2 separate regions of the Homo sapiens genome follow, and region 1 is linked to region 2. A link is a loop called in an ENCODE intact Hi-C map of the cell type or tissue named here. Cell type or tissue: B cell. All regions are shown on one strand. Links, peaks and the distances in the headings refer to the core of each region. The heading gives the core; the rest is flanking DNA. Region 1 has its middle 43 kb from the start of BDH1. Region 2 overlaps LRCH3 (leucine rich repeats and calponin homology domain containing 3).

The links. Peaks named below come from ENCODE experiments on the same cell type or tissue, not always from the same donor. Only the 100,000 strongest peaks of a DNase experiment are listed, where the experiment ranks them.
Region 1: it touches region 2 in a loop (31-fold over the local background); 10 of 110 quality-filtered maps call a loop at or near these places.

What each region holds. Positions count from the first base shown.
Region 1 is chr3:197,590,474-197,606,664 of GRCh38, forward strand. No RefSeq gene overlaps it. Among named protein-coding and RNA genes, the nearest start is that of BDH1, 43 kb to the left of the region's middle. In B cell, for the core only: CTCF peaks have their summits at 8,756 (motif pointing right) and 8,957; a DNase peak (open chromatin) is centred at 8,738.
Region 2 is chr3:197,795,254-197,811,444 of GRCh38, forward strand. The region is part of intron 1 of LRCH3 (leucine rich repeats and calponin homology domain containing 3); the gene reads left to right. Among named protein-coding and RNA genes, the nearest start is that of LRCH3, 12 kb to the left of the region's middle. RefSeq lists enhancers at 3,791-3,840, 6,927-7,006. In B cell, for the core only: CTCF peaks have their summits at 7,141 (motif pointing left) and 7,347; DNase peaks (open chromatin) are centred at 7,138 and 7,568; H3K27ac peaks cover 1,990 bases.

The DNA of each region.
Region 1 (16,191 bases), core at 4,664-12,663, 200 kb before region 2:
CAGTGGGTGAGAAGCCGCTCTGCTGGGTTACACATGGCAGGCCCAGCGCCCTGCAGGCTCAGGGAGGAGCTCTGCCCTGACCCAGCCGAATCTCACCCATGCAGGTGGTGGATCAGAGGACTTTCTGTGACTAGGAAAACAACTCAAAGGTCAGCCCTTCCCAGCAGTGAGTAAACACCCACATCCCCAGTTCTGAGAGAGGCCTGCAGAGGTGGCCTCTTCCCTAGTGAGAAGTCCTCCATGGCTAGTTATGGATTATTGGTCTGGGGGCTTCTGGACTTCAAAGACCAGCTGGATTAATCTCTGTATCCCGGTGCTTGGCACAGTGCCTGGCACATGGGTGATGTTTGCTGAATTGCCATCAGGGCCTGTCTCTTCTCCTGCCACTTTCCACACCTCTGCAAAGAGGTAACTGCTCTTGGGCTGATTCCCTGGAGTTTGAACCTCACCTCTCTGAAGGGGGCATCCTTTTGCAGGATGTGCACTGTACATCCAGGAAAACACACCAGATGAGGAGCTCCTGATGACTGGTTCACACTAATTTTGAGAACTTATCTCAGAAAATTTAGAAAATGAAGATGTCTAATAAAATACAATAAAAATTCTATTCCCCCTCCCCTTCCTGCTCTAACAGAACTGTTATGCTCCCCTGCAGCCATCTCAGGTGGGGAAAGTTTTTTGTTTGTTTGTTTATTTGTTTGTTTTTGAGACAGAGTCTCACTCTGCAGCCCAGGCTGGAGTGCAATGGCACAATCTCGGCTCACTGCAACCTCCCCCTCCCAGGTTCAAGGGATTCTCCTGCCTCAGCCTCCGGAGTAGCTGGGATTACAGGTGTGAGCCACCACGCCTGGCTAATTTTTGTGTTTTTAGTAGAGATGGAGTTTCACCATATTGGCCGGGCTGGTCTCAAACTCCCAACGTTGTGATCCGCCCGCCTCAGCCTCCCAGAGTGCTGGGATTACAGGCATGAGCCACCACACCCGGCCCTGAATGCTTTATCTCCTGGAGTAAATGTCCTCTTTGCTGACGACGGCCTCTTCCAGGCCATTCTGCCACTCGTGTGTCAGACTTTAGGCAGGATTTCATTGATGGACTGACCTCCATAGCCCCTCAGTCTAACAAGGAGACAACAATGGTGCTTTGGGTCTCCAGGTATCAGTTTCAACTCAGTCACTACATCAAGTAGCCCTCCGGACATCTGGGGATTCCTTTTTCTTCCGTGTACGGTCACCCAAGTACACGGCCACGGGTCCCCCTAGGGAAAGACTGGGGGAATCATTACACTCTTTTCTTGCCGGTGTTGCCGAGTTCATTCTTAGAGACCCAGCCACCTCTTCAGTCCATGGATTCCAGATCGGAAAATTGGCTTAGGTCAAAACAACTGAGTAAGGGACTGTAAGTTTGTATTAGGGCTCTGAGCCTCCTGCGTCTCCACTTGTGCCTCTTGCTGGCTGGAGGCGTTAGGCAGCACCTGTGTAGGTTGCCCATTTATTCTGCCCCGGGAGATGCTGTGCTCTGTGGACCACAACTCCCTGTGGGCCGGGCCTGGTTGGCTGCATGACTAACTCTGCAGGTCATTATGACCTCCTGGCATCTGGAAGCCAAAGGCCACCACCTGGCCTCTATGCCTGGGGGTAGAGGGGCTTCATTGCCATGGGTAGCAGTGAGCCCAGCTCTGTGACCAGCTCTCCTGTTTAGTGAGGTTGGTGCCTCTCACCTGAGCATTCCTGATGGTCGTGGTCAATCACCTGTTCTCTGGGCCCACCCCTCATACTTACCCCCACCCCCGGTGGCTCTTCTGGTCTCAGATGACATAGCCATCCCAGCGTGCCCACTTTCCTCAGGCTTTTTGTGTTTTCACTACCATCTTCCAGGGCTACTTAGTCATGTCCGTTGCCGCCATTGACACTGGCTGCCACTTTCTCCGGGCTTCTAAGAGTCACCCTTGAGTTTGTCTCATCACCTGGGGTCCTTACCAGGGTATTAAATTCGGCATCCTGAGAAAGCACCCCAAGGGAACTCTGCTAGGCCCAGGCTCCTTGATCAAGCCCCCAGGAGTGAGCAACCAGCGGCGTGTGCTGAGGAAGCCACGGCCTGCTTGCTAACCTCCCACCTCGTGCGTGCGCTGCCTCCTCACTTCCTTCGTCCTTTACTCTTACTTTCCTGGAACTCACTTCCTTTCGTCCTTTACTCTTACTTTCCTGGAACTCACTTCCTTTCGTCCTTTACTCTTACTTTCCTGGAACTCAGCCCCGCTGCCCAGAAGCACACAAGCTTTGCCTCAGGCTCTGTTTTCTAGGGAAATTGGGCCAAGGCAGAGGTCTTCATGATTTCACATGTTGTAAGAAGGGGGGAGGCTCTCATCCTGGCCCTGGAAGTGGGGGGTGCTCATAGTGAGTCCATCTAGCTAGGGATGAAAACGGAAAACTCAACGTCTATGGAAAAACACAAGGATTTGGAAGCGTCACATAAAGACTTAATCAATACAAGTTCAAACTATAATCCCTCCCTGAAATGACACAGCATTTTTCCACTGGAAGCAGCTGGGGGGCTGGTGCTGGGCTGCCGTATCTCCAGGCAGCAGAGGGCAGGGAAGGAGAAGGGCAAGAGCTCGTACCTCGGGTGTCCTTGGCTCACCGCCTGTGCTCCATTTCTGCATCTCTCGTGGTCCGTAATACTCCAGATCCTGCCACGAACAGGGGCGAGGGGAAGAGGAACTGGGCTCAGAATTGTTAAGAAAGACTTGATTTAGGAGAGCTGTGTCTCCGCACGGAGGTGGGATTGCTCATTAGGCAGAAGCTGGTGACCACCACACCAGGTGCCTTAAGATTTCAAAATCACAGGCCAGGCATGGTGGCTCACACCTGTGATCCCAGCACTTTGAGAGGCCAAGGTGGGTGGATGACCTGAGGTCAGGAGTTTGAGACCAGCCTGGCCAACATGGTGAAACCCTGTCTCTACTAAAAATACAAAAATTAGCCGGGAGTGGTGGCAGGCGCCTGTAATCCCAGCTACTTGGGGGAGGCTGAGGCAGGAGAATCGCTTGAACCCAGGAGGCAGAGGTTGCAGTGAGCCGAGATGGTGCCACTGCACTCCAGCCTGGGTGGCAGAGCGAGACTCTGTCTCAAACAAAACAAACAAACAAACAAATCACAGGTGTATGGAGGATGCACCTGACAGCAATAACTTAAGCATACCCTGAGAATGACCCTAGGCCTAAAAAGAATGTGTTTGGAGTTCTGAGCTAAGGAATCGGGAAATGGGGCCAACCTGGAGACTCATTCCTTATCTGCGAGGGGCATCTGAACCCCCCGCCCATCCTGTGGAATGGAGGCCATAGAGGGGATCCAGGCCCTTTGTTTTGGGTTAAAGGAAGGTTGCCAGGTGGAGGTTGCTAGGGGGAGGGTGCTAGGTGAAAATGCTATATAAACTGCATGCTTTTTACGAGTGGTTGCCATTCTCTGGTCCAGCCTGCTGCCACTGGACTGCCCTGTATGTAAGTCCCCTCAGGAAGCCCTGTGTCTCAGTCACTGGCCCCCAGCCTCTTCTTTGGCGTCTCGAACACACTACCAACGCTACTGCAGTCAACAGGGGTCTGGCACGACAGCAGGGCTTGCTTTTTTTGCTGTTATCGTTGTTGTTGTTGTTTTTGAGATGGAGTTTTGCTCTTTTCACCCAGGCTGGAGTGCAGTGGCGCGATCTCAGCTCACTGGAACCTCCACCTCCCAGGTTTGAGTGATTCTCCGGCCTCAGCCTTCCAAGTAGCTGGGACTACAGGCACACACCACCACGCCCAACTAATTTTTTTTTTTTTTTTTTGTATTTTTAGTAGAGACGGGGTTTCATCATGTTGGCCAGGCTGGTCTTGAACTCCTGACCTCAGGTGATCCACCCACCGGCCTCCCAAAGTGCTGGGATCACAGGCACGAGCTACTGCACCTGGCCCCAGGCTTGCTTTTACACAAGTTCAACCCCAGACACCTTCCAAGAATGGCTTCGTAGTCAGCAAGAGAGGAGGCACCCTATAGCACTCAGCTAGAGACAATATCACACCATATCCAGCAGGAGAGAGAAAGGTCGATCTTATGCCATAGGCTGACAAACTTTAAAACAGCTGTGTAGAAGGGCCCTGGTGACATAGGTTTGAAAGGGGTCGCTGCATTTGTCCAGTACAACATTTAAAGTCTGTTCTACTGTTGAGACTGATTTTCTTTCCTTACTGTCTGGAGCATCGTCTTATTCACAGGCCCGTTTATTCATCATGCGGAAACAGATGACCAGGGAATTCAAATCTAAATGATAGGTCTATCTCTGTATCTCAGTATTGAATAATAAAACCAATGATTTCTTCAGGGATTCCAAATCAGTGTTTGATAAAGATACAGGACCCGAGGGGAAAGAAGGGATCCGGAGCAAAAGAAGTTCAGATTAAATTTTCACTTAGCGTAAGATGCCCCTGACTCTATATCATGGTCCTCAAAGGTCAAAAGAGTAAAGAAAACACAAACTAGGACAAATGAGAAGGGGCCTATCCCCTAATGCCCGGTTATCCAGAGAGAAGGCAGGAAAACAACAGCTGCTGGAGAAAGTGAATGATGGTTCTCAGCCCTGGCTGCAAGTTAGAACCGCCAGGGAACTGTCAAAAATGCTAATCCAGACCGGGCGCGGTGGCTCACACCTGTAATCCCAGCACTTTGGGAGGTCGAGGAGGGCGGATCATGAGGTCAGGAGTTCGAGACCATCCTGGCCAACTCGGTGAAACCCTGTCTCTACTAAAAATACAAAAAATTAGCCGGGCGTGGTGGCGGGCGCCTGTAATCCCAGCTACTTGGGAGGTTGAGGCAGGAGAATCGCTTGAACCTGGGAGGTGGAGGTTGCAGTGAGCTGAGATCACACCACTGTACTCCAGCCTGGCAACAGAGCGAGACTCCGTCTCAAAAAAAAAAAAAAAAAAGCTAATGCTTGGGTGCCACTCCCAGAGATTCTCATTTAATGGGTCCAGGGTTTGGCCTGGTCGTCAGAAATCTTACACCTCCCCAGGTGATTCTAAAGTGCAGCTCCAGCACTGTTTTGGAGGTAGACCACTTCTGTTCCTGACGCTCTCTTGTCTCCATCTGTCACTCTCCCTCCTATTCTCCCTCCCTATGGGCCGCAACAGCTTGCTCCAGAGCTCGGATGCACGACTGACCCATTTGGGGAGTGAAGTGAGCTCTTCCCGCTGTGCCCTCCTGTCTACCGGTGCAGGAACTCCTTCCACTTCCTCCCTGTGATGTGAGTAGAATGAATTCCAACTCTCCTGGCAGCAAGTTGCATACAAAATAAAGCTTGAGGGAGAGCACTTTGAGTAGTCCCGAAAGTTCCCTCGTGGAAGAAAGACAGCAGCAGAAGAGGGCAGTGTGAGGGGCACACAGCCAGAATTCCATTCATTTCCTTTAGAGTCTATATCTAGCCAAAGAAAAGCCCTCACAGGGGAGAATCAAGGGTTCTTTTCCCCATTGACAACTCTGTGCCCACAACGCTGGTCTGTTGCAATGGTAGGGTGAGCAAGTAAAACTCGTAAAAATTTTTCAAAATTCTTTGAAAAGTGAATCAGTATTCTATCGGGCTCAGACAAACTATTTCTGCTGAGACCCATCTGGAAATGTGAAAACCTCTTTGTAGAAGGAAATTGCAGTTGATCTGAGTATTTTCTACAGAATTCTACATTCTGGACTTCCTAGAGACCTAATTGTCCTTAAAAAAAAAAGAAATGGGATTTTTTTAGTTTATTCTAATTGGAAATCAGCGACAGACATCAGAGGCAGAAGAGATAGCTGTTTTTTCTTTAAAACAAAACTAAATTGGGCCATCAGATTGCAATGGTAAAGTGCTTTTGAACCTGCCACATATGAAGTGCTTGGTAAAGGCAGTTTTTATTATCCAGAAGTGGTATTGGCTAGGCAAACCATTAAACAAAAGTCATGCTACTTCACTTTTTAATGAAGTCCAGGTGCAAATGGCCACAGGTAAAAAAGCAGTGGTAATAGGAGTTTAGAAAGGACAGCCTGGCAGGGGCAGGGGCAGGGGCAGGGGCTGGCGTGAGGGGATGGGCCGCAACAGGGAGAAGTGCCAGGAGTTTGCTTCTCTTCTCTCTGAAGCCAAGCAGGACCCTAAGAACAGCCTGGAACAGGGGTTCTCAAACCTCCATGTGCAACAAAATCACTCCCAGTTTCTGATTCAGTGGGTCTGCAGTGGGACCTGAGAATTTGCATATCTAAAAAGTTTCTGGGTGCTGGTGATGCTGCTGGTCTGGGAACCACACTTTGAGACGCACTGGCCAGGAGAGAAGAAGCAGAAAAGAAGGTCGTGCGATAATGCTGGAAAATCCACTGCTGGAACGAGGCCCTCAGGCTGCGTGAAACCAGACTGGGAACAGCCTCTTCTTTTCTTTTCTTTCTTTCCTTTTTTTCTTTGCCTTTTTTTAACTTGCAAATATATATATACCTTATTCTTTCAACCAAGCAAACACCACAAGATTTTATTTTGCTAAAACATGTTAATAACATTTATTTTATTTATTTATTTATTTTTTGGGAAGGAGTTGCACTCTTGTTGCCTAGGCTGGAGTGCAGTGGCACAATCTTCGCTCACTGCAACTTCTGCCTCCCGGGTTCAAGCGATTCTCCTGCCTCAGCCTCCCAAGTAGCTGGGATTACAGGTGCCCGCCACCACACCCAGCTAATTTTTTGTAATTGTAGTAGAGACGGGGTTTCACCATGTTGGCCACGCTGGTCTCAAACTCCTGACCTCAGGTGATCCGCCTGCCTCGGCCTCCCAAAGTGCTGGGATTACAGGCGTGAGGCACCATGCCTGGCGTTAATAACTTTTTTTTAATGACGATGACTGGAAACAATTTCTAGCCTCTGCATCTGGGCCACCATGCCCACTATGGTTCAAAACTCAGGCTTCTGGATTTTTTTTCTGTATCCTCTTCCCACCCCACACTGGTGGCCTGACGGAATTTCAACAGTGTCTTGGTGACAGCAATTTGAAGTTGTGTTAGCATTCGGAATGAAACAGGACTCTTAAGGCCAGTCAGTTTTGCCACTGATTAACCATGTCACTCCTCCCTCTCTGAACCTTGGCTTTCTTATCACTAAAGGAAGAGGTTTGGACAAGATGGTATGCATGAAAATGATAATGTTTTGATGTTTATCGTTTATTTGGCCTTTGAGCCATAAGAGCTCAGTTAATCCCTGTGAAATCATTTTTATTGCCTCCCCACTTTTCACAGAGAAAGAGAATTGGAAAAGCACAGTCATTTTTGAGCATCAAGATAAAGAAGATGGCCACATAAAAGCTTCTGCAAAAACCCCACGGAGGACCTAGTCCCTTATGTTACTTAGTGTTCCTTATATAACAGTTTACATGAAAAAATCCTCCTGAAAGTTAGTGCCTGATAAATATGTCCCTCCAGAAGATGTAATATGCGTCATTTTATAAGGCAGAATCAACTTTCTAACACTTCATGTTTTTCTTTTGTTTAACTGCCAGGAAGCTTGGAGCTAATTATGCCAAGATTATAATAACCATTTAAATCTCAAAGTCCTGGCATTATCTCCCATATCTTCTAAATCCTAATGCCTAAGTTTTCTTAGGGAGACTATCTGTGAATAGGGGGATTGTGTAATTTATCATCGAAATGGGAGTCTTTTCAGAGGGAGAAAACTATTCATAAATGTGCCAGGTGATAGATATAAGCCAGGACTGTCCCAGGCAAACCGAGATGGGTAGGCACCCTACCTGTAGTTGGAAACAGGTTTGCCAAAAATTATATACAAATAGCGGTCGATTAGACCTGGTTGGTGCAGCAGTTCTGGGTCTCATCAAACTCAGCAGAATAACACAGAGTAGAGATAGATGATAAGCCACAGGAAACAACAACAAAGGTTCTGAACGTATTTGTGGGTGTGGGAAGGGAATGGGTGAGCCCTCTCCCATCATGCAGCCCTATCCCACTTTATTTCCCAAAGCCTGTGCCTCCTCAGTACTGTGGACATCGTGTCTTGTGGCCAGTCGCAGCTCAGAGCCTCACTCTCTCTCCCAGGCTGGAGTGCAATAGCACGATCTCGGCTTACTGCAGCCTCCGCCTCCCAGGTTCAAGCGATTCTCGTGCCTCAGCCTCCTGAGCAGCTGGGACTACAGGAGCGAGCTACCACACCCAGTTAATCTTTGTATATTTAGTACAGATGGGATTTCACCATGTTGGCCAGGCTGGTCTTGAACGCCTGACCTCATGATCCACCGCCTTGGCCTCCCAAAGTGCTGGGATTACAGGCCTGAGCCACCGCGCCCGACCAGCTGTTCAATTCTTTATAGGAGGGGCTTAGGTTGGGCAAATCTGTTTAGAAGGGAAGGTCAGGGGGACTTTAATCCGGAATTGTAAGGCACTTTACTGAAGACTGGAACAAATGTGATTGTCCATCTCAAAAAAATGGGGTGGTGCTGATGAAGATGATGAGACCCTGAAAGTCAGTCACCATGCAGTCGGCTCCCTCACAGAGCATGCCACCCCAGCGTTTGCCTGCTCACATCCTGCTATGCTTTTCCCCATGCCGAGGACAGTACTGACCTCCCCACCTTTCTCCTGGCACAGCCAGTTTAGCTGCGGGACCCTCTCCTCTGCAGACAGGTCCCAGCAGGGCTCAGAGGCAGGAAGAAGCCGCTATGCCGCTTCTATGAACCAACACTAGAGGTCGCCCTTCTCCAGCATCGGACAAGAGTCCACCAAAGGGAGAGCTCCAGCTTCTGCTTAAAATGCCCTGATCACAGATGACAACTCCGGGGGGACCTCGCCCCACGTGGGAAGGCACTGCTCTAAGGCAGAGGAGGAGGCTGAGCCCACCCAGCCCCAACGGAGGCCCAAGGTTGCTGAGGGGAAGCAGAGCTGGGCTGGAGGCAGGGACAGGCCCATCTTCAGAGTCCTTTCTCCTGCCCAGCCATCCCCGTGGAGAGAACGCTGTGCTCCAGGGGAAGCCAAGTGCCTTGGGATCTGAGGAGCTGCCTGGCGCTGGGCTGGGAAAGACCGAATCGTTTCCAGGAGCGATGAACATCTGGGAGCGACAGAAGCCTGTGCAGCCTGCAGAGTGACTAATGTGTGTGTAAACTGTGAGGGGCTATGCATGCAGAGGCAAGCACATTCATTCGTAATTGGCCGCTCATTCTCTGCAAATAGAGACCCTGTCTAAAGAAGGCTCAGGTGCCCGGTAAGAGCCATCGTAGCCGGGGCTGCCTGGCTTGTCTGTTGTTCTCGCTCCCTTGGGTTCCTGGGCAAGCTTTCCTCACCAAGCCCCGGCTGTCTGTGTAAAAAGGAAGGGAGGGTACTTCCAAAAGGCAATTCTACACTATTTTTTTTTGTTTTTTTTTGAGACGGAGTCTCGCTCTGTCTCCCAGGCTGGAGTGCGGTGGTGCGATCTCGGCTCACTGCAAGCTCCACCTCCCGTGTTCACGTCATTCTCCTGCCTCAGCCTCCTGAGTAACTGGGATCACAGGCGCCCGCCACCAGGCCCGGCTAATTTTTTGTATTTTTAGTAGAGACGGGGTTTCACCGTGTTAGCTAGGATGGTCTGGATCTTCTGACCTAAGGTGATCTGCCCGCCTTGGCCTCCCAAAGTGCTGGGATTACAGGCGTGAGCCACCGCGCCCGGCCCAATTCAACATTCTTTACTTTTCTAGTCATAACCTATTTTCAGCTGGAAACCAGAAAGGCTGGTTCTATGTGCAGATGGCAATGCTGAGGTTTAGAGGTAAAACACCCACCTGAAGTGAATAGAGGCTGGACTGGAACCCAGGATGGCTCACCTGGAGGCGGCGCTCCCATACGGCACCCGGCAGCCTGTTTTGTACAGGAACAATACTTGCCTTCCTCCGCAAAAAACAAACAAACAAACAAAAAATGCAGGGGTTGAAAAGAAAACTGCCTGAGCTGAAAAGTTTTGTTGTTGTTGTTCTGAGACAGGGTTTCCCTGTCGCCCAGGCTGGAGTACAGTGGTGTGATCTTGGCTTACTGCAGCCTCCGCCTCCCGGGAGTAGCTGGGACCACAGGAGTGTGCCACAGCTAATTTTTGTATTTTTGTAGGATATGGTTTTGCCATGTTGCCCAGGCTGGTCTCGAACTCCTGAGCTCAAGCAATCTGCCAGCCTTGTCCTCCCAAAGTGCTGGGGTTACAGGTATGAGCCAGCGTGCCCCACCTGAAAAGTTTTAAATGAGGCAAGGGTGTCAAAACAAACAAAAAACAACAACCAGGAGAAGTGAGCATTGCCTCTGAGCCCCATGTGCGATCCCTCAGATGCCGAGGCAGGTTGCACTATCACCCACCATGAGCCCTCCGACCCTGGCCTGTGGAGTGGAGAAAAGACGCCAACTGCTCCCCTGCAGCACCCTGCGCTTTTCTTCCTCCAGGCCCGATGGTGGGTCTCAGCCAGCTGGTTACACACGAGCGCGCGACATGTCCAAAGCGAAGCACAGCCCTTTGTGTCGTCAGCAGGGGAAGAGATAGCAGTTGCTCCCACATGAAGCCCAGGGTACCTGGCAGAGTGCAGCCCCTCCTCTTCCCACTGGGAGGAAATAGGGTAACTAACCCATTTCCCAGATGCAAAGTGATCTGGAGGTCCTCCCTCAACAGACCCTTCAAGCCGAGCGTCATCGGGAGCTGAGTCATCCAGACACTATGGTACTAGGTCTGTGCCATCACAGAACTAAAGTCACTCTCTCTTCAGCTAGAGGAGAGCCTCTCACGGACAGGCGCCATGGCTGATTCATCCTAGCATTGCCCACAAACCTGGACTCACGGGGTACGGTGGGTGCTTAGTAACTACTCATCCATCAAATTGTCCAAATTAACCTCACTGCTGAATGGAATTAAGCCAAGGCCACCTCTCTTGGGAGAAGCGTGTTTTTCTGGAACACAGGGAGGATCCTTAGCTCTAACAAGTTGACATTTTGAAACATAATAACCCTTAAAAGGCATCTGTTTGTTTTTTTTTTAAATAACTCCGGAAAAAAGGACCTTTCATAGCAGTACTGAGTATCTACCCAAAAGTACGCGTGATCGTATTTCTTCTTTGTTTCTTCTCAGGAAGGAATGGTTTTCCCAAGCCAGTGCCTTCCTGGGTGTTTCACTGCCCTTGAGAAGCTGGATGCTGCCAGAAGGGAGTGAAGCCATGAGAACAGTCTGTTATTCATGTTCGATTCCTCTTGACCTTGAAGATCTTTTTTTTTTTTTAATTATTTATTTTTTTTATTGATCATTCTTGGGTGTTTCTCGCAGAGGGGGATTTGGCAGGGTCACAGGACAATAGTGGAGGGAAGGTCAGCAGACAAACAAGTGAACAAAGGTCTCTGATTTTCCTAGGCAGAGGACCCTGCGGCCTTCCGCAGTGTTTGTGTCCCTGGGTACTTGAGATTAGGGATTGGTGATGACTCTTAACGAGCATGCTGCCTTCAAGCATCTGTTTAACAAAGCACATCTTGCCCCGCCCTTAATCCATTTAACCCTGAGTGGACACAGCACATGTTTCAGAGAGCACAGGGTTGGGGGTAAGGTCACAGATCAACAGGATCCCAAGGCAGAAGAATTTTTCTTAGTACAGAACAAAATGAAAAGTCTCCCATGTCTACCTCTTTCTACACAGACACGGCAACCATCCGATTTTTCAATCTTTTCCCCACCTTTCCCCCATTTCTATTCCACAAAACCGCCATTGTCATCATGGCCCGTTCTCAATGAGCTGTTGAGTACACCTCCCAGACGGGGTGGTGGCCGGGCAGAGGGGCTCCTCACTTCCCAGTAGGGGCAGCCAGGCAGAGGCGCCCCTCACCTTCCGGACGGGGCGGCTGGCCGGGCGGGGGGCTGACCCCCCACCTCCCTCCCGGACGGGGCGGCTGGCCGGGCAGGGGGCTGACCCCCACCTCCCTCCCGGACGGGGTGGCTGCCGGGCGGAGACGCTCCTCACTTGCCAGACGGGGTGGCTGCCGGGCGGAGGGTCTCCTCACTTCTCAGATGGGGTGGCTGGGCAGAGACGCTCCTCACCTCCCAGACGGGGTCGCGGCTGGGAAGAGGCGCTCCTCACATCCCAGACGGGGCGGCGGGGCAGAGGCGCTCCGCACATCTCAGACGATGGGCGGCCGGGCAGAGACGCTCCTCACTTCCTAGATGAGATGGTGGCCAGGCAGAGACGCTCCTCACTTTCCAGACTGGGCAGCCGGGCAGAGGGGCTCCTCACATCCCAGACGATGGGCGGCCAGGCAGAGACGCTCCTCACTTCCCAGACGGGGTGGCGGCCGGGCAGAGGCTGCAATCTCGGCACTTTGGGCGGCCAAGGTAGGCGGCTGGGAGGTGGAGGTTGTAGCGAGCCGAGATCACGCCACCGCACTCCAGCCTGGGCACCATTGAGCACTGAGTGAACGAGACTCCGTCTGCAATCCCGGCACCTCGGGAGGCCGAGGCTGGCAGATCACTCGCGGTTAGGAGCTGGAAACCAGCCCGGCCAACACAGCGAAACCCCGTCTCCACCAAAAAAAATACGAAAACCAGTCAGGCGTGGCGGCGCACGCCTGCAATCGCAGGCACTCGGCAGGCTGAGGCAGGAGAATCAGGCAGGGAGGTTGCAGTGAGCAGAGATGGCAGCAGTACAGTCCAGCTTCGGCTCGGCATCAGAGGGAGACCATGGAAAGAGAGGGAGAGGGAGACCGTGGGGAGAGGGAGCGGGAGAGGGAGAGGGACTCTCAGATAACTTTCTAAAACCTCCGAAGATCTTTTTTCATGTGTGAGATAATAATAGAAGATATTCCTGAGAGTTTTGTGTATTTTTGTGTATTTTCCTTGCTTGTGGATGGAAGCGCGATGTCTTCTATTACCAAATGTGCCTAAGCCCCAGCCTGTGGCTCTAAAGAAGGTTACATCAACATAAAAGTCACATTTTAATTTTCTGTCTCCCTGCACCTGCCTGCTGACTCAGGATCTCAGCCCAGCCACGTGGCATCTCCCACCACCTCCACTTGTTTCTGGGACTACCTGGAGCAGCTTGGATGCACTGTGGCTCAGCTCCCTCACAGTCTTCAGTCCAGCCGCTGTCAGGCTCCTTGTGGGGAGGCCTCTCGCTGCTGTCCCTTCAGCCGGGGGTCTCCAGGGGCGCTGCTGTGGCTGTCTCCAGAGCTCCCCAAGGGGCAAGTCTGTTGAAGGTGCCAGAGCGTTCTGCGTTCCCTGCCGGCCAACACATCATCAGAGGTGGGGCGATGCTCCTCCTCAAGCAGTTCACTCTCTGCCCCGCGCCAGCTGGGCCTGACCACACTGCCCTTGGCCTTTTCCTGTCTTTCTCTCCACCACGCTTGCTGCACCTCAATATGCATCCACCACCCCCCACCCAGAAAAAAAAAAAGCTTCTTCTTCAGGACCCTTTCCGGACCACTCAGTCACCAGCGCCAAGCAGAATGTGCTCAAAGGGCATCTCCACGCTGCTAAATCCATTCTACACCAAAATGAACACAACAAAAAAGTAACCCCTTTCTCAGGACTGCACCTGGAAAAGGGAGTTTAAACTTTACCTTTGCGACCTGGCTTCTTATGGGCAGCATTGTGCAAGAGCCGGGTCAGCACTCAAGAGTGATGCCACCTGAAAGGTCACACACTCAGTGCCCAGCTTGCCTTCCCCAGCCCTGGCCTGGCATCTCAGAGCCCTTTTCTTGCTGTGTGAAGCTTCCCCTTCTATCATCCCGGGCCCTCATTGCTTTCAAAACCTGCTCCCAGGAAAGGCACTGCGGAAGCCACGTGTACCGTGGCTAAGTACCTGCGTGCCCTCTCTCAGACGGGCAGTGACCGCATCGCCCGGACCACAGAACAGTGAGGTTCGATGTAAAAAATGCCACACCTACGGGCTGGTGGACTTTGGGAAAGTGAAAGTCTGAGGCTTTGCTTTCTCATCAGCTAAATGAGAGTTGTGAAAACGACGTTTGTCACAAGGTGATTGTGACAATGAGATGAGATGTTGCTGGAAAGCACTCAATAAAAATGATTTCTTATTTAAGATGTAGGTAGGTGGGAGATATTTTCAGGGAAAGTGGTGGGAGTGAGGATGGACATGACAGGCACAAAACGTTTTTGAAAGAAACTGCTGTATGTACTTTGTTTTTTGAGTTTTTTTGTTTGTTTGTTTTTGAGATAGAGTCTCCCTCTGTCACCCTGGCTGGAGCGCAGTGGCGCAATCTTAGCTCACTGCAACCTCTGCCTCCCAGATTCAAGCGATTCTCCTGCCTCAGTCTCCCAAGTAGCTGGGACTACAGGCGTGTGCCACCACACCTGGCTAATTTTTGTATTTTTAGTAGAGACGGGGTTTCACCTTGCTGACCAGGCTGGTCTGGAATTCCTGACCTCAGGTGATGCCTACCCCTGAGGAGGTAGGAATCCTCCTACCTGAGGGCCTACTGAGGAGGCCCACCTCGGCCTCCCAAAGTGCTGGGATTACAGACGTGAGCCACCATGCCTGGCCTATATTGCTAAATTTTAAAATTCTTCAATATCATGGCTCTCAATAGAGAATGTTAAATCATTTTTAGGTAAGCAAAAGTAGAATATAATAATATAGCTATATGCTATAAGCTTAATTGGGTAAAATGATATATGGGGAACCCAGAAAATGAGTTGAATTTGGGGGACACAGAATCTAGGGTGACTTTTTTTTCTTTCTTTCCTTCTGCTATTAAAGTTGACTGAATTTTTTATTTTCTTCCAAGATCTATTAGGATAGGAGGATTATTTGATGGTGAAGCGATTAATTCAAATACATGATCACATACATGAGGTCAGCATGGTAACCTGACATTGTTCCCAGAACTTATTTCCTTGGAACATTCTTCTCTTGAGAACAGGTCCTTGTTCCAGGCCACTTTCAGTATCCTTGAATCACACAACCTTCTGGTGCTACTTTTCAAAACTCTCATTCTGGTCACATTATTATTATTATTGAGACAGAGTCTCGCTCTGTCACCCAGGCTGGAGTGCAGTGGCGTGATATTGGCTCACTGCAAACTTCACCTCCCGGGTTCAAGTGATTCTCCTGCCTCAGCCTCCCAAGTAGTTAGGATTACAGGCACCTGCCACCATGACCAGCTAATTTTTGTATTTTTAGTAGAGACAGGGTTTTGCCATGTTGGCCAGGCTGGTCTCAAACTCCTGACCTCAGGTGATCCACTCGCCTTGGCCTCCAAAAGTGCTGGGATTACAGGCGTGAGCCACTGCGCCCGGCCTAGAGTTCACTCTTTATGTTGTACAGTTCTGTGGATACTCACAAGTGCGTAATGCCATGTATCCACCATACAGTGTCATACCAAATATTTTCATTGCCCTAAAAATCCCGTGTACTCCAATACACATTCCTTTCCTCAGCACGAGTCATTCTGAAGGATAGACCATATGTTAAGTCACAAAATAAGTCTTAAAACTAGAAATCAATAATGAGGAATTTTGCAAAAAATAAAAACACATGGAAATTAAACAAAATGCTTCTGAATGATCAGTGGGTCCGTGGTTTTAATGTCATAAACTTTTGTTGATAATATGTCTTTCAGCCTGATATAAGGGCAAACAGAGAGCCCCCATGGGGTTTTCCAGCTATGGGGAGTCAGTGGTATACTGGGAAGGCATTGATTTTGAGTCACAAGACCTGAGTTCTAATAATACCCTATCAAAATGCTGTCAGTAATAAACCAATTAAAAAATGATATAAACTTTCTCTAATTCCTTCAACATTTCTATAAAATACTTTAGGTGTCATGCTTAAATGTCCATGCTTACACCACTACAGGCCACCTGCACAAGTTAAGTGATCACTATGAACACCCTCTAGGGGTGAATTCTTCGGAGGCCATATGTATGGCTAGATATCCCTTGAAGAATTCCTAGTGTTCTTGTCACACAAAGTTCTAGAAACTGCTTTGCAAGTGTGCATTTCCATCCTGAATGTTTGCTGAGTTCCAGCTAGATTTTCACAGCAATATTGTCTCCTTTCCTTCTGATCTAGTTTGATCTTTGCACAGGTGTCCAGGTTTTGCTACAAAATGAACTACGTTTGGTAACTCACAGGGCACCTCCTGCTGTCCCTTCTTCTGGAAAGACCCATCTCCAGGTCAGGACACAGAGCTTGCATTTCAGGCCC
Region 2 (16,191 bases), core at 3,571-11,570:
GTCCCTTCTGGTAATAGTACTCCAATTTTCCTAGGGAACCACCCCTCTCAGTTATATGAACCCCACCCTGGCATAGGGTATGCCAGTGACTCAGGCCTAGCTAATGGTCAGTCAGTATATAGTCCATTGCTCTGGCCATAGTGATTGTTCAGAGGTGGGCCCATTTTGCAATCAGCACACATGAGTAACTGAATTTTTTGTTGAACTATTGAGAAAGAGGCATGCTTTGAGCCCTGGGGTTGCTGAGACAATAGGATGTTAGCCTGGAAGTTACCAATAAGTGGGAAGCAGAGCCAAAAGATGGAAGTTCTGATGGCAGTGTTTGTACCTTTGGGTCAGCCGCCATGCCTAAAGTCAGTGCTATCTCTGTACTTTCAAATTATGTGAGCTAATAAATTCTTCTTTCTGCTTAAGGTGAGTAAAAAAGTTGTTGTTTTTTTTTTTTTTTTTTTTTTTTGAGATGGAGTCTCGCTCTGTCACCCAGGCTGGAGTGCAGTGGCATGATCTCGGCTCACTGCAACTTCTTTCTCCTGGGTTCAAGTGATTTTCCTGCCTCAGCCTCCTGAGTAGCTGGGACTACAGGCGCCCACCACCACGCCTGGCTAATTTTTATATATTTAGTAGAGATGGGGTTTCACCATATTGGCCAGGCTGGTCTCAATCTCCTGACCTTGTGATCCGCCCGCCTTGGCTTCTCAAAGTGCTGGGATTACAGGTGTGACCCACCGCACCCGGCCAGAATTTTTTGATGATAAAAAGGTCCTGACTAATACAGTGAAACTACCCGTGATGATATTGTGGTGAGACAAATTTGGTCAAAATAAATTATTGGATTAGAGAATATAAGAGCTGCCTTTCGTATATGAGGAAGCTAGATAGCCAATAGCTTTAGAGGTCAGCATTCATTCAACAGACATTTATTGACTAAAGGACTTCGGCAGTTATTGGTGTATGAAGAGGACCAAGACACTCCCTGCCCTGACAGAACTCAAGGGATCTAATGGGGAGATAGACGGGTGGAAGGATTGTTTGAATTGTGCAATAATAGCACAACTACTATGTTTTAGGCATTATGCTGGGTAATGTAGAGGAAACAAAAATGAGGCCTTACGAATATTTTTAAATCTAGTAATCTGGTTGGGTAGCTGCATAACAGAAAGCTGTGAGGGAATGAAATCCTGGTACACTGAGATCATACTGGACAATGAAAATGTACAAATGCTGATTGAATTTATTTAAAAAAGGATAGGAGTCCAAGATCACTGTTAAACCTGTAAGACTAGAAAGATGGTAATGCTATTGCTTATAATAGTAGCTAACATTTATTGAGGTCTTAACATATTCCAGGTATTGTGCTAAGCTGTGTGTGTCTATATATAACATGAACAAAAACAACCATAGTAAGTTGTAAATACTATTTTTGACCCCATTTTACGTGTGAGAAAATTGAGGCTCAGGAGATTAAATAATTTGATCAAGGTCTCCCAGCTAATAAGTGACAAAACTAGGATTCAATTTCTGATACATTTGACCCTAAAATTTGTGTTATTGATCAATAATTATACCGACAAGTTGGTTTCCTGTAATTTCTTTGGTTTGCCCAATATCTTTGAAGGGTTGGTAGCACATCTAGTGAATCATGTGGGACAAATAGAAACAAATAGAAACTAGAGCTTTAGAATGTAGAGTGACACTTTAGGAGGCTGAGGTGGGTGGATCACGAGATCAGGAGTTCAAGACCAGCCTGGCCAACATGGTGAAACCCTGTCTCTACTAAAAATACAAAAAAATTTGCTGGGCATGGTAGCACACGCCTGTAATCGCAGCACTTTGGGGGGCCGAGGCGGGCAGATCACCCGATGTCAGGAGTTCAAGACCAGCCTGGCCAACATGGTGAAACCCCATCTCTATTAAAAATATAAAAAATTAGCTGGGCGTGGTGGTGCATGGCTGTAATCGCAGCTACTTGGGAGGCTGAGGCAGGAGAATTTCTTGAACCCTGGAAGTGGAGGTTGCAGTGAGCTGAGATCACGCCATTGCACTCCAGACTGGGCAACGAGCAAAACTCCATCTCAAAAAAAAAAAAAAAAAAAAGATGTAGAGTGAAGTTAATTAAGGCTATGGAATAAATTCAAGAGAGTCATAGTGAGAGTTTATAAGATTCTTGGAGGAAGGACGTAGAGAATGGAAAAGGTAGGCACTGTCAACTCAGGGAGATACCAGCATTTTAAAAGGTGGAAAGAGGAATCAGTCTGGGAAAAAACAGAAACAGAAAAAAGATTCAGTAACTAGGCCTGTACTAGAATTCATAGAATCCTAAAACTAGGCCGGGCGCAGTGGCTCACGCCTGTAATCCCAGCACTTTGGGAGGCCGAGGCAGGTGGATCACCTGAGGTGAGGAGTTTGAGACCAGTCTGCCCAACACGGTGAAACCCCGTCTCTACTAAAAATACAAAAAATAGCTGGGTGCCATTGGCAGGCGCCTATAATCCCAGCTACTCAGGAGACAGGCAGGGGAATCGCTTGTGCCGGGGAGGTGGAGGTTGCAGTGAGCTGAGATGGCGCCTCTGCACCCCAGCACTGGCAACAGAGCGAGACTCCATCTCAAAAAAAAAAAAAACAAAAAAAACAAAAAAAAAAACAAAACCAGAAAAATCCTAAAACCAGAAGGAACCATAGTGACCTTCTAAGTTATTTCACAAATGAGAAGCAATCTGAAGCTGGGTGCAGTGGCTCACGCCTGTAACCCTAGCACTTTAACACTTTAGGAGGCTGAGGCGAGTGGATCACTTGAGCCCAGGAGATGGAGACCAGCCTGGGCAACATCGCAAACCTCGTCTCTTAAAAAAATACAAAAATTAGACAGTTGTGGTGGAATGCATCTGTAGTCCCAGCTGCTTGGGAAGCTGAGGTGGGAGAATCGCTTGAGTCTGGGAGATTGAGGGTGCAGTGAGCGGAGGTCGCACCACTGCTCTCCAGTATGGGCAACAGAGTGAGACCCTGTCTCAAAAAAAATAAATAAATAAATAAATGAGAGAGAAGCAATCTCAGATTAAATGATATTCTTAACGTTGTATAGTGAGGTGATACTGTTTTACACAAGGCAAATAAGAGTCATAGCTGAAGCTTGAAGAAAACTCTTGAATGAAATACAGAAAATGAGAAAGCAAAGACTCACCATTGGTGTAAAGCCTACAGGTGAGAGCAGGATGCTGTGGGCAGGTGGACTACAATCACACACAGAAAAAGGAAACATTGACATGTGGCGGGTGAGCCAAAGTAATGCAGTGTCATTGGAGCTATGAGAATTAAAATTTTCAAGAAATGAATACTTTCTAGGTAAGAAGAATGAGGACTGCTAAAATGCCATTTAATTTTCCAAGGAGGCAGTCTGTAACTCACAAAATTATGGTTTCATTAGTCTTGGAAATACGGACTAGAGTACCAGGTCTTAATTTGAGATTGTGTTTTTCTTGGATCCTTGTTTATGTCTATTTTGTAACAGTCACAGTATATGCACTATGAATTTTTCTAGAACTGTACTGTGTAGTATGGTAGCAACTAGCCGTAAGTGGTTATTAAAATAGAAATTTAAAACTTGGTTCTTCATTTGCACTAGCCACATTTCAAGTGCTCAGTAGCCACATATGTCATTTTGGACAGCACCTTGGACCAACCTCCTCTCTGTCATACTGGACAGCACAGATAATAGAACTCTCTCATCACTGCAGGAAGTTAGGTTAGACAGTACGTTAGACTCCCCTGAGATTGGTCTTAGAAGGGAAGGGGAGGTAGTAGGATGGTTTCTTTAGGGGAGGTGAGAAGATGAACCATAGAGGACCACTGAACCAGTTTTGAGAGTACGGGAGTGACAGCAGTGCTGGGGCTGAGGAGTTCCCAGGTTCCAGTTCCTTTTACAGTGGCTATATTTGGGAGCTGGATGGTTAACGTTACTTCATGTTAGAACATCAAGTATGACTTTAAGTGGTGTGGTTATATACATGTTTCTTGTTCTTTCCAGTTCCTCTGTAAAATATCCCAGGTGCGCTTGGGAAAAATGTATGGTCAATGTGGTAATTCACACAAAGGAATATTATTTTGAATTCCTGAAGCAGCCAGCAATATCAAATGCAGTGTGACTAATTTTAGAATCAAACTAGTAGTAAAAATGTAAAGCATTTCCTTATTCACTTTTAACTTTCTTCTTTGCTCTTCACAATTTCTAAATTTTTATTGTTTGAAGGAAGTCTTAAACCTTGGATTTAAACTGGTTTAACTGATTTCTTATTTAAAAACTGGGTAATAGATTTTCCCATTAAAAACAGGTTTTTGGCTAGGCGCGGTGGCTCATGCCTGTAATCCCAGCACTTTGTGAGGTCAAGATGGGTGGATCACCTGAGATCAGGAGTTTGAGACCAACCTGACCAACATGGCGAAACCCCGTCTCTACTAAAAATACAAAAAATTAGCTGGCTGTGGTGGCACGCGCCTGTAATCCCAGCTTCAGCTACTCGGGAGGCTGAGGCAGGGGAATTGCTTATCCCGGGAGGCAGAAGTTGCAGTGAGCCGAGATCACGTCACTGCACTCCAGCCTGGGCAGCAGAGTGAGACTCGCTCTCAAAACAAAAACAAAAAACAAAAGAACAGGCCGGGTGCAGTGGCTCATGCCTGTAATCCCAGCACTTTGGGAGGCCGAGGCAGGTGGATCATGAGGTCAGGAGTTCAAGACGAGCCTGGCCATGATGGTGAAACCCTGTCTCTACTAAAACTACAAAAAAAAAAAAAATTAGCCAGGCGTGCTGGCAGGTGTTTGTAATCCCAGCTACTCGGGAGGCTGAGGCAGGAGAATTGCTTGAACCCCGGTGGTGGAGGTTGCAATGAGCCAAGATCACGCTGATCGCACCACTATACTCCACTCCAGCCTAGGCGACAGAGTGAGACTGTCTCAAAAAAAAAAACCCCACAGTTTTTTAAAAATGATTTTCATATCATAGAGAGTGGGAAGGTAAGCCACAGTCTTCTTAAGATTTCCAATAAATGCAACAGATTAGATCCAGAATATTTAAGAATGTCTATACACAAGTAAGAAAAAGACAACCCAGGAGAAAACTGAGAAAACACTTGAACTAGTACTTTACTAAAGAGGAATTCCAAGTGGCCAATAAATGTTTGAAAAGGTGCTGAACCTCATCAGTAATCAAGAGATTGAAAAATAAAACCACAGTGGGTACTACTTTACAAGTTGATGATTCCAAGTACTGGAAAGAACGTGGAGCAGTGGAGACACTCATACGATGCTGTGGGAGCTTGTGGGAGTGTGAATTGGTGCCTCAACTTTGAAAATGCTCTGGAACGATCCAGGAAGGTTTAAAATACACATATTCTGTGACTCAGAAATTCCACTCTTGAGATAAATCTCTCAGAGAAAGTTGTGTGTATGTATACCAGGATATATAGTATGATAAGACTGTCCATAGCATTATTCATATTTGACAAAATAGAAACAACTTAAGTGATGATCACCAGTAGAATGGATAAATCAATTGTGTGAAAATGAGCTGGCCAAGTGCGGTGGCTCACACCTATAATCCCAGCACTTTGGGAGTTTAAGGTGGGTGGATCACAAGGTCAGGAGTTCGAGACCAGCCTGACCAACATGGTGAAACCCCGTCTCTACTAAAAATACAAAAAATTAGCCGGGTGTGGTGGCGGGCGCCTGTAATTTTAGCTACTCAGGAGGCTGAGGCAGGAGAATCGCTTGAACTTGGGAGGCAGAGGTTGCAGTGAGCTGAGATCACACCACAGCACTCCAGCCTGGGCAACAGAGTGAGACTCCATCTCAAAAAAAAAAACAAGAAAATGGATGAGCTATAACTATATGCAGTTGCAGGAATGAACCTTAGAAACATAATGTCGAGAAAGTGAAGTGTGAAGCATAATATATACGGTGCAAATATATTTAGTAAAGTTCAAAAACAAAAAATATAAGTGCTAAAAGTACAAAGAAAAGGAAATAATTGCCATAAAAATCAGGATAATGGTTACCTCTAGGGGAGAAGGAAAAAGCTGTGATTAGGAAAGGGAGCTTTGGGTTGGGAGTCAGGGATATATTTCTGAAGTATTGGAAATACTCTGTTTCATGACCTTGGTGGTGATTATATGGTTGTTCATGTTATACTTTTAAAAAATTGAATTGTATGTTTATGATTTATTCACTTTTCTTCATTTATGTTCGACTTTTGTTGAGGCTAACTTCTTCATTGTTAACTCATGTATTTCTCATGGCACCTCTTCTTTTTGGCCATCTCTTTTTAAATTCTCTTCCTTTCTCTCTACCATCCCTCCTCCCCAGTTAGGCACTTATTGTTTTCTTAATACCCTGTGCACATTTTTTTATTGTCACAGTAAACAATATCATCTTTTCTTCTACTAGATTGGCAGCTTCTTGAAGGAGGTATATTAGTTTTCTGTTGCTAAATAGCAAATTATTACAAATTTAGCAGCTTAAAATAGCATCCATTTACTATAGTTCTATAGGTTAGGAGTCTGGACTCAGCTGAACTCAAGGTTTCACAAGACTGAAATTAACGTGTTGTCAGGATGGGCTTTTATCTGGAGGCTTTGGGGAACAGTTTGCTTACAAGTTCATTCGAGTTTTGGCAGAATTCAGTCTTTGTGGTTATAAAACTGAGGTTCTTATTTCCTTTCTGGTTGTCAGCCTCAGGCCACTCTCAGGTCCTGGATGCCACTTGTATTCTTACAACATGGCCCCCTCCATCCTCAAGCCAGCATTGGTGTGTCATCAAACACTTCTCGTGCTTCCAGTTTCTCAGACTTCCTCTGCTGCTGCTATCCAGAGGGTTGATGTGATGAGACTGGGTTTACCAAGATTGTGCCTCTTTTGATTAATTCTAAAGTCAACTGATTAGTAGACTTCATTACATCAGCAAAATCCCCTCTTCCACATAAGGAAGATACTCAGGGTATGAGATCCTGTATTCACAGTTCCAGGAATTAGAGTGGTGTCTTTGTCCATTTTGTGCTGCTATAACAGCATACCACACACAGACTGATTAATTTATGAGTAGAAATTTGTTGGCTCACAATTTTGGAGGTTGGAAAGACCAAGATCTAGGTGCTGCCATCTAGTGAGGGCCTTCTTGCTGTGTTATATTTTGTTGAAGATTTTTCCATGTATGTTCATCAGTGATAGTGGCTTGTAATTTTATTTTTTGTGTCCAGCTTTGGTATCAGGGTAATGCTGGCCTCGTAAAATGCGTTTGGAAGTATTCCCTTCTCTTTAGTTTTTTTAAGAGTTCGAGAAGGATTGTTATTAGTTCTTCATATGTTTGGTAGAATTCAGCAGTGAAACCATGGCTTTTCTTTGGTGAGAGACTTACTGATTCAATCCTTACTCATTAATCTGTTCAGATTTTCTGTTTCTTCATGATTCAATCTCGGGAGGTTCTATGTTCCTAGGAATTTATGCGTTTCTTCTGAGTTATCCAGTTTGTTGGCGTATAACTTTTGAGTATTTGTTGAATGAATGGATGGGTGAATGATAAAGCGAAAAGAAGTGATTGAGAGCCTGTTCACTTTCATAGCTTTGGAACAGTGACACCTGCCTGCTGTATAAAGTAACTGGTTTCAGTGGGGACCCTGGGAGTTTCAATCAGAACATTCTCAAGGATAATACTAGTGAGTATGCTTCTCTTTGGTGTGAAAAAGTCAAGCATTCAGAACTTTTAAAATTGGTGTCATAGAGGATAAGAGAAATGATGTTACATGTGCTAAGAGTTGTTTTCTCAAAATAAATGTCAACTTCTAGGTATTTGGGAACTTTCACAGTGGATTCATTGATTATAATAAAAGGAATAAAAATGTTAAACCTTATATGTAGTGAAGGAGGCTTTCTCTGTTTATCCAGTGTTTTCAACTTTGGTAGTTATATGTCTCACTTGTGTAAGGAAAATCTTAGTCAGATAATGTGGTCATGCTTCTTTTAGCCTATAAAATTTGTGGCTTCTGGCCATCTATTATCAAGTGACAAGCTGTAGCATATTGATTCTCAGGCTTTAGTGTTGTGCATAGAATCACCTGGGGCTCTTTTTAAAAAATACGCATCCCTGGGTGAGATTACTAGAGAGATTCAGGAGATCCGGGGTGGAGTCCATTAAACTACATTTTTAACAAGCACCCTGATGGTACTAGGTGCAGGTAGTTAAGAACCACCTGAAAAACATTTCCTTAGAATTTGCTACTTTAGCCAGGTGTGGTGATTTGCGCCTGTAATCCCAGCTACTTGGGAGGCTGAGGCATGAGAATCACTTGAACCTGGGAGGTGGAGGTTGCAGTGAGCTGAGATTGCACCACTGCACTCTAGCTTAGGCCACAGAGTGAGACTGTTTAAAAAAAAAAAAAGAATTTGCTCCTTTACTCTAAAAGTTATTTTGGAGGATAGTGGTTTTTCACATCTGGTTCTATGGCATGCCATAGAAGGTTCGCAGGACCTTGTGAGAAATGCAGAATTGCAGGCCTCATCTCGGAATAAGAATCTGCATTTGCATTTCAGTTTAAGAAGCACTGCTGTAACGTTAACCAGGTAATTCTTTTTCCAAAGGGTCTCAGTAAGTAAATAATTGGCCTTAGTTAATTTAACCCATATGATATGGGGCGACCAAATTGAATACTTTCAACATCAGTCTATTAAAAAATGAAAAGGGACCGGGTGTGGTGGCTCACGCCTGTAATCCCAGCACTTTGGGAGGCTGAGGCAGGTGGATCACTTGAGGTCAGGAGTTCGAGACCAGCCTGACCAACATGGTGAAACCCCATCTCTACCAAAAAATACAAAAATTAGCCAGGCGTGGTGGCGTGCACCTCTAGTTAGTTCTAGGTACTAGGGAGGCTGAGGTGGGAGAATTGCTCAAACCCCAGAGGTGGAGGTTGCAATGAGCCAAGATTGTGCCACTGCAGTGGGCGACAGCGTAAGACCCTGTCTCAAAAAAAGAAAAAAAAAAAGACCCACTTTGTGGGTGGCAATAAGCAAAGAAGAAAGTTATGACACCAGTTGCCTTGTTCCTAGGATATGATGTGCTGAACATATCATGGATATGTACATGGTTAGAGTTTGATGTTAGCAAGTCCTTTTAGACTGTGCCTTGCCTCAGCTGCACCCCTCCTTAAGTTATACTGGAAAATAAAAAAACCTTCGTATGTCATCCCAGTAGGTATGGTAAGGATCCAGAGTGCAGAAATCCCATCGTGTATCCAGAGCTCAATTATCTTGTCCTCACTCCTATCCTGAGGACTGGGGCTTTCCACCCAAAATTGTTATACCAGAAACAGGGCTCTACTACTCATTGGTGTATTTGTTTCTAGTACCTACTTTTAAAAGACTGTTACTTGCTCAGCTGCTTATCTTGCTTGTGAAGACAATGTTTAGTAACACGAGGAGAACTACAGACATTATCGTGGTCCAATCAACAGTGACCATCACAGGTTTGTTAATTTTGCTGTTTTATCATAATACTTGCAGTTAGTAAACACTTCCTTATTTTCTAATGTAAGAATGACAAATAGAACTTAAAGACATTTCCAATAGAATCTATCTGTACCTCGATTATCCACTCCTTTTTTTTTTTCTTTTTTATTTTTTTGAGACAGAGTCTCACTCTGTCGCCTAGGCTGGAGTGCAGTGGTGTGATCTTGGCTCACTGCAACCTCCACCTCCTGGATTCAAGCAATTCTCCTGCCTCAGCCTCCTGAGTAGCTGAGATTACAGGTGCGTGCCACCACACCTGGCTAATTTTGTATTTTTGGTAGAGCTGGGGTTTCACCGTGTTGGTCAGGCTGGTCTCGAACTCCCGACCTCAGTGATCTACCCGCCTTGGCCTCCCAAAGTGCTGGGATTACAGGCGTGAGCCACCGCGCCTGGCCAAGAAAGCCATTTTTTCAAGTCATTCAGAATATGTGATTGCTTTTCCTGAGGGGCAAACTGATAAAACATGACATGTTGGACTATCCTTGATAACTTTTCCAGTAAGACACTTTTTTCTTAAGGGTCTTACCTCTATCATATTTTTGAAGGAGAAGAACGTGCAACAGAAAAATCAAGGAGGCTTTTTCTTCAGAGGGCTGGGACTAAAACTGGGTCTGGATTTGGGTGTAGGCTTGCTAAAGAGGGGGACACGCCTCCAAACTGAAAACCTAATGACAGCCGACATGCAGAATGGTAAGATCTCTAGGCATCTCCCTGCTTGGCTGATATACTCCTCTGATTATTGGAGTTTTTAGAGGGGGACACGCCTCCAAACTGAAAACCTAATGACAGCCGACATGCAGAATGGTAAGATCTCTAGGCATCTCCCTGCTTGGCTGATATACTCCTCTGATTATTGGAGTTTTTAGAGGGGGACATGCCTCCAAATTGAAAACCTAATGACAGCCGACATGCAGAATGGTAAGATCTCTAGGCATCTCCCTGCTTGGCTGATATACTCCTCTGATTATTGGAGTTTTTGGAGAAAATCTAGGGGAAAAGAGAAAAGATTTTAAGGTATCGGTACTTACAGAACCCAAATGAAACAGCCAGGTCCCTACACTGTACCTTACAGGGAAGTGTACATACAGAGTTTCCACCCAGAATTTCAATGTTATGGGTTTTTTTTGTTTTTGTTTCTGTTTTTTTGAGACGGAATTTCACTCTTGTTGCCCAGGCTGGAGTGTAATGGTGCGATCTTGGCTCACTGCGACGTCTGCCTCCCGGGTTCAAGTGATTCTCCTGTCTCAGCCTCCCGAGTAGCTGGGATTACAGGCATGTGCCACCACACCCGGCTAATTTTGTATTTTTAGTAGAGACGGGGTTTCTCCATATTGGTCAGGCTGGTCATGAACTCCCGACCTCTGGTGATCCACCTGCCTCGGCCTCCCAAAGTGCTGGGATTACAGGTGTGAGTCACTGCGCCTGGCCTATGTTTTTAAATATGAAAAGAAAACTAAATACTACTAGATAGTTGAAGAACATTTCTCTTTTTTCTTTTTTCTAATTTTAGTAGAGACAGGGATCTTACTGTGTTGCCCAGGCTGGTCTCAAACTCCTGAGCTCAAATGATCCTCTCACCTCAGCCTCTCAAAGTGCTAGGATTACAGGCATGAGTGCCTGGCCTTGAAGAACATTTCTGACATCAAAGAGAAGAACATAACAAAAGGAACCCAGAGAAAACAGACAGTGCTGACAAAAGAAAAACTTCCAAAAATCTGGAATCAATATCCTAAAAGTCAGAAAAGAAGGTACTGCAGACATGAAATATAATAAGGGTCTCTAAGAAAAGGGCATAGGAATGCCGGACATGGTGGCTCACTCCTGTAATCCCAGCACTTTGGGAGACTGAGGCAGGTGGATCACCTGAGGTCAGGAGTTCAAGACCACCCTGGCTAACATGGTGAAACCCTGTCTCTACTAAAAATACAAAATTAGTTTGGTGTGGAGTTTCACCATGTTGTCCAGGCTGCCCTTGAACTCCTGACCTCAAGTGATCCACCCGCCTCAGCCTCCCAAAGTGCTGGGATTACAGGTGTGAGCCACTGCATCCGGCTCCTGAGACCCCATTTTTACAAAAGATTTAAAAGAAAAATTAGCCTGACATGGTTCCGCATTCCTGTGGTCCCAGCTACTCAGGAGGCTCAGGTCAGAGAATCACTTGAGCCCAGGAGTTCCAGGTTTCAGTGAGCTGTGATTGCACCACTGCACCCTAGCCTGGGCGACAGGGCGAGACCCTGTGTCAAAAAAAAAAAACAAACAAACATGCATACACACATACAAGAGTTAAAAGTGATTGCTTTAGGGGAGCAGGTATTGGGAGTTAATGAGGAATTAGACCTCTCCTGTTTGGGTGCTAATTTTTACTTTCAGCCTATATCCTTCTACTTGAAGTGAGTTTCTTGTAAATAACATAGAGTTGCATTTTTTTTTTTTTTTTGAGACGGAGTCTCGTTCTGTCGCCCAGGCTGGAGTGCAGTGGCGCGATCTCGGGTCACTGCCAGCTCCGCCTCTCGGGTTCACACCATTCTCCTGCCTCAGCCTCCCAAGTAGCTGGGAGTACAGGCGCCCGCCACCACGCCCAGCTCATTTTTTTGTATTTCTTTTTAGTAGAGACGGGGTTTCACCGGGTTAGCCAGGATAGTCTCGATCTCCTGACCCTGTGATCCGCCCGCCTTGGCCTCCCAAAGTGCTGAGATTACAGGTGTGAGCCACCATGCCCGGCCGCATCATGTTTTTAAATCCACTTTGCTAATCTCTGTATTTTGGTCATTTGATCTGTCTTTTAGATAATTTGTATTTCATATCATTGTTGATGTGTTAGGGCCTAAGTCTGCCATTTTATTTGTTGTTTCCTTTGTTTTCCTTTCTGTGTTCTTTTTCTTGCCTTCCTGTGGGGTTCGTGAACATTTTTTAGAATTCCATTTTTATTTCTCTGTAGTGTTTTTGAGTGTATCTCTTTGTGTAGCTCTCTTTGTTGCTGCCCTAGGTATTACATGAGAGAAGTCCAACTTGTCAGTCTATTGGTATCCTTATTTTATGAGTTTGAGTGACGTATAGAAACCTTACCCCCTTCATGTCCCTTTTCTTTCCCTGTTATAGTTGTCTTAAATATTTTCTCTATAAATATTTAGAATCACATCAAACAGTCTTATAATTTTTGCTTCCAATATAATTTGGAAAACTCAAGAGAAGGAAAGTCTTTTATATTTACCCATATTTTTGCTTAGTGTTATGTACTGAATTTTGTCCGTCACCCACAAATTCATACATTGAAGTCCTAACTCTCAGTATCTGCGATTGTGTTTGGAGGTAGTACTTTTAAAGAGGTAATTAAGTTCAGATGGCATCATTTGGCTGGGCTGTAAGTCAATACAAGTGATGTCCCTGTGAGAGGAGATTAGGACAAAGACAAAGAGGAAAGATGATATGAAGACTCAGAGAGAAGACAGCATCTGCAAGCCAGTGAGAGAGACCTCAGAAGAAAGCAACCCTGCTAACACCTTCATCTCAGACTTCTAGCCTCCAGAATTTGAGAAAATACATTTGTATCGTTTCAGCTGCCCACTGTGTGGTATTTTATTGTGGCAGCTCTAGCAAACTCATACGCTGTGTCCTTTCTTGGTGTTTTAAGATTCCTTTCTTTCACCACTTACTTTCTATTTAGAGAACTTCCATTACTCATTCTTTTAGATTACATCTGCTGCTACAGACTCTCTCAGTTTTCATTCATCTGAGAATGTGTTGATCTCCTCTTGATTCCTGAAGGACATTTTGCTGGATATATATACAATTCTGGGTGAACAGTCTTTCTTTTAGTGATTGGAAGATGTTGGGCCAGGCGCAGTGGCTCATGCCTGTAATTGAAACACTTTGGGAGGCCGAGATGAGCAGATCACTTGAGCCCAGGAGTTTCAAGACCAGCCTGGGCAATGTGGCGAAACCCCATCTCTCCAAAAATTAGCTGGGCATGGTGGCACATGCCTGTAGTCTCAGCTACCTGGAAGGCTGAGGTGGGAGGATCACTTGAGCCCAGGAGATCAGAGCTGCAGTGAGCTGTGATTGTGCCACTGCACTCCAACCTGGGTGACAGTGAGACTGTCTCAGAAAAAAAAAGGATGATGTTCTGCCACTTCTTTCTGGCTTCCATGGTTTCTGATATGAAATCTACTGTCATTTCAATTGTCTCTCTCTTACTGCTTTCAATATTTTTTTTTTCTTGGCCAGGCATGGTGGCTCATGCCTGTTATCCCAGCAGTTTGGGAGGCCATGGCAGGAGGATCACTTGAGGTCAGGAGTTCAGGACCAGCCTGGACAACATAGTGAGACGTCTTCTCTACCAAAAATACAAAAATTAGTCAGGAGTGGTGGTGTGTGCCTGTAGTCCCAGCTCCTCAGGAGACTGGGGTGGGAGGATCTCTCGAGCCCAAGAGGTAGAGGTTGCAGTGAGCCATGATTGTGCCACTGCACTCCAGCTGGGGTAACAGAGTGAGACCCTGTCTAAAAAAAAAAAAAGGACTTTTTTTCTCTGTCTTCCGTTTTCAGAAGTTTGGCTATAGTGTGTCTTGTGGATGTCTTTGGGTTTATCCTCTTTGGGGTTTGCTCAGCTTCTTGAATCTACAGGTTCATGACTCTTGCCAAACTTAGGAAGCTTTCACTTCAGTTCATTTTTCAGCCCTTAGAAATGCTGAAGTATTCAGCCCTGAGCTCCTTCTCTTTTGCCAGGATTCTGATGACATGAGTGTTAGATTATTGTTACAGTCCCATAAGTCCTTGCTCTGTTCAGTCTTTTTTTTTTTTTCCCCCAATCTGTTTTCTCTCTGTTGTTCAGGCTGGGTAATTTCTGTTCTGTCTTGCAGCTCACTGATTCTTTCCTCTCTGCCCTCCGCTCTGCTGTTGAACCCATCCATTGAGCTTTTTCTGTGTGTTTGTTTGTTTCCCCTTCATATCTTCTTTCTTGAGACCTTCTGTTTTTTGTTGTTGTTGTTGTTGAGGCTTTCTGGTTTTCATTTGTTACAAGAGAGTCTGTAATTGCTCTCTGAAGCATTCTTAGGATGGTCTAGCATCTCTGTCATCTTAGTGTTGGCATTTATTGTTTTTTATTTGGTTTGAGATCTTCCTGGTCCTTAGTATTGTAAATGTTTTCAGTTGTGCATTTTGGGGATTATAAGAGTCATTACAGTCTGGCAAGGATGGAAATTTAGGATCCCCACGTAACCTTTGAGTAGGGGTGAGGCTACTCAAAGGTTGCATGGGAAGCCTGTTTTTTTCCAGTTTTTTTCTGAGATATTTGGGTGGAATAGAGCAGTTATTATCTAAAAGTTTTCTGTCTTGCTAAGCTACCCTTTCCTGGTGCTTTATTATTATTTTGTTATTTTTATTTTTTGAGATGGAGTTTCACTCCCAGGTTGGAGTTCAGTGGCACGATCTTGGCTCACTGCAGCCTCCGCCTCCTGGGTTCAAAGGATTCTCCTGCCTCAGCCTCCTGAGTAGCTGAGATTACAGGTGCTCACGACCATGCCCAGCTTATTTTTGTATTTTAGAAATGGGGTTTCACCATGTTGGCCAGGCTGGTCTCGAACTGCTGACCTTAGGTGATTCACCAGCCTCTGCCTCTGGAAGTGCTGGGATTACAGGCATGAGCTACCGTGCCTGGCTATTTTATTTTTAAACTTGGAGAGGTCAGCTCCAAGTCTGGGATGCATGAGGCAAAAAGAAAACCCAGGGAATTCATTGCTATTGTTCCTTGAGTCCTGAGGTTCCTAGCCATCTTCTCTCAACCTTTTATCTGTTTTATGTATATTATCTCGGGTTTTTAGTTATAAATTAAAATTTTACATAATTTTAGAGATTTTTAAGGTACATGTCACTAACAAGAGGCAGATTACATTTCTACTTTGAGTATACACATTTAATTTTTTAAATTATTGTGGAGAAAAAAAACAGAAAAAGGAAAAAGTACATTTGTTTCATCTTCCCAGAAGCGGAAGTCACTAAAATGGCATTTAAAGTTATATAAATATACTATTTTGATAAAAATAAAAGTTAACAGTTTTTAAAAGATAACCTAAAGTCAGGTTAAAAAAAATAAGACTTTTGAATGAAAAGCATTAGAAAAACTATGTTTTGTGATCTCCCTGGGTTACATAATTAATATTAATAGCTAAAATGATTTTTATTGCATTATCTCAGTAAAATTTTCATGGGAATGGTAAGGTGGTTGAAAACGAAAAGGAAATACCTAAGCAAGGAGTGTTTTTAAATGTGACAGATGTAAACAGAAAGTCTGAAAAGCGTAACCCACTCTCATGACTCATCACGGGGTCTTCAGTGACTGCGCTGCCGTCTATGTTCTTGGTGTTTAAACTTTGGTCTGTGGGACGCACCATGAACAGTATCATTGTGATATGTTACATAGCTATCAAATAATATTTTAAATTATTACTTTTATATAATTCTTTAGGGACTTTTTGAAAATTACTTTTTAGTTTATTTCATACTGATTGTGTATTTCAGAAATTTTCATAGTTTGCATTTACCATTTCTTTATATGTTAAAGAATATTATTCCTATAATATTCTTTACAGTTTTACATTGCTCAGTGTTGAAAATCTCTTATACAGATTATTTGTCATCATCCCTGGCCATTT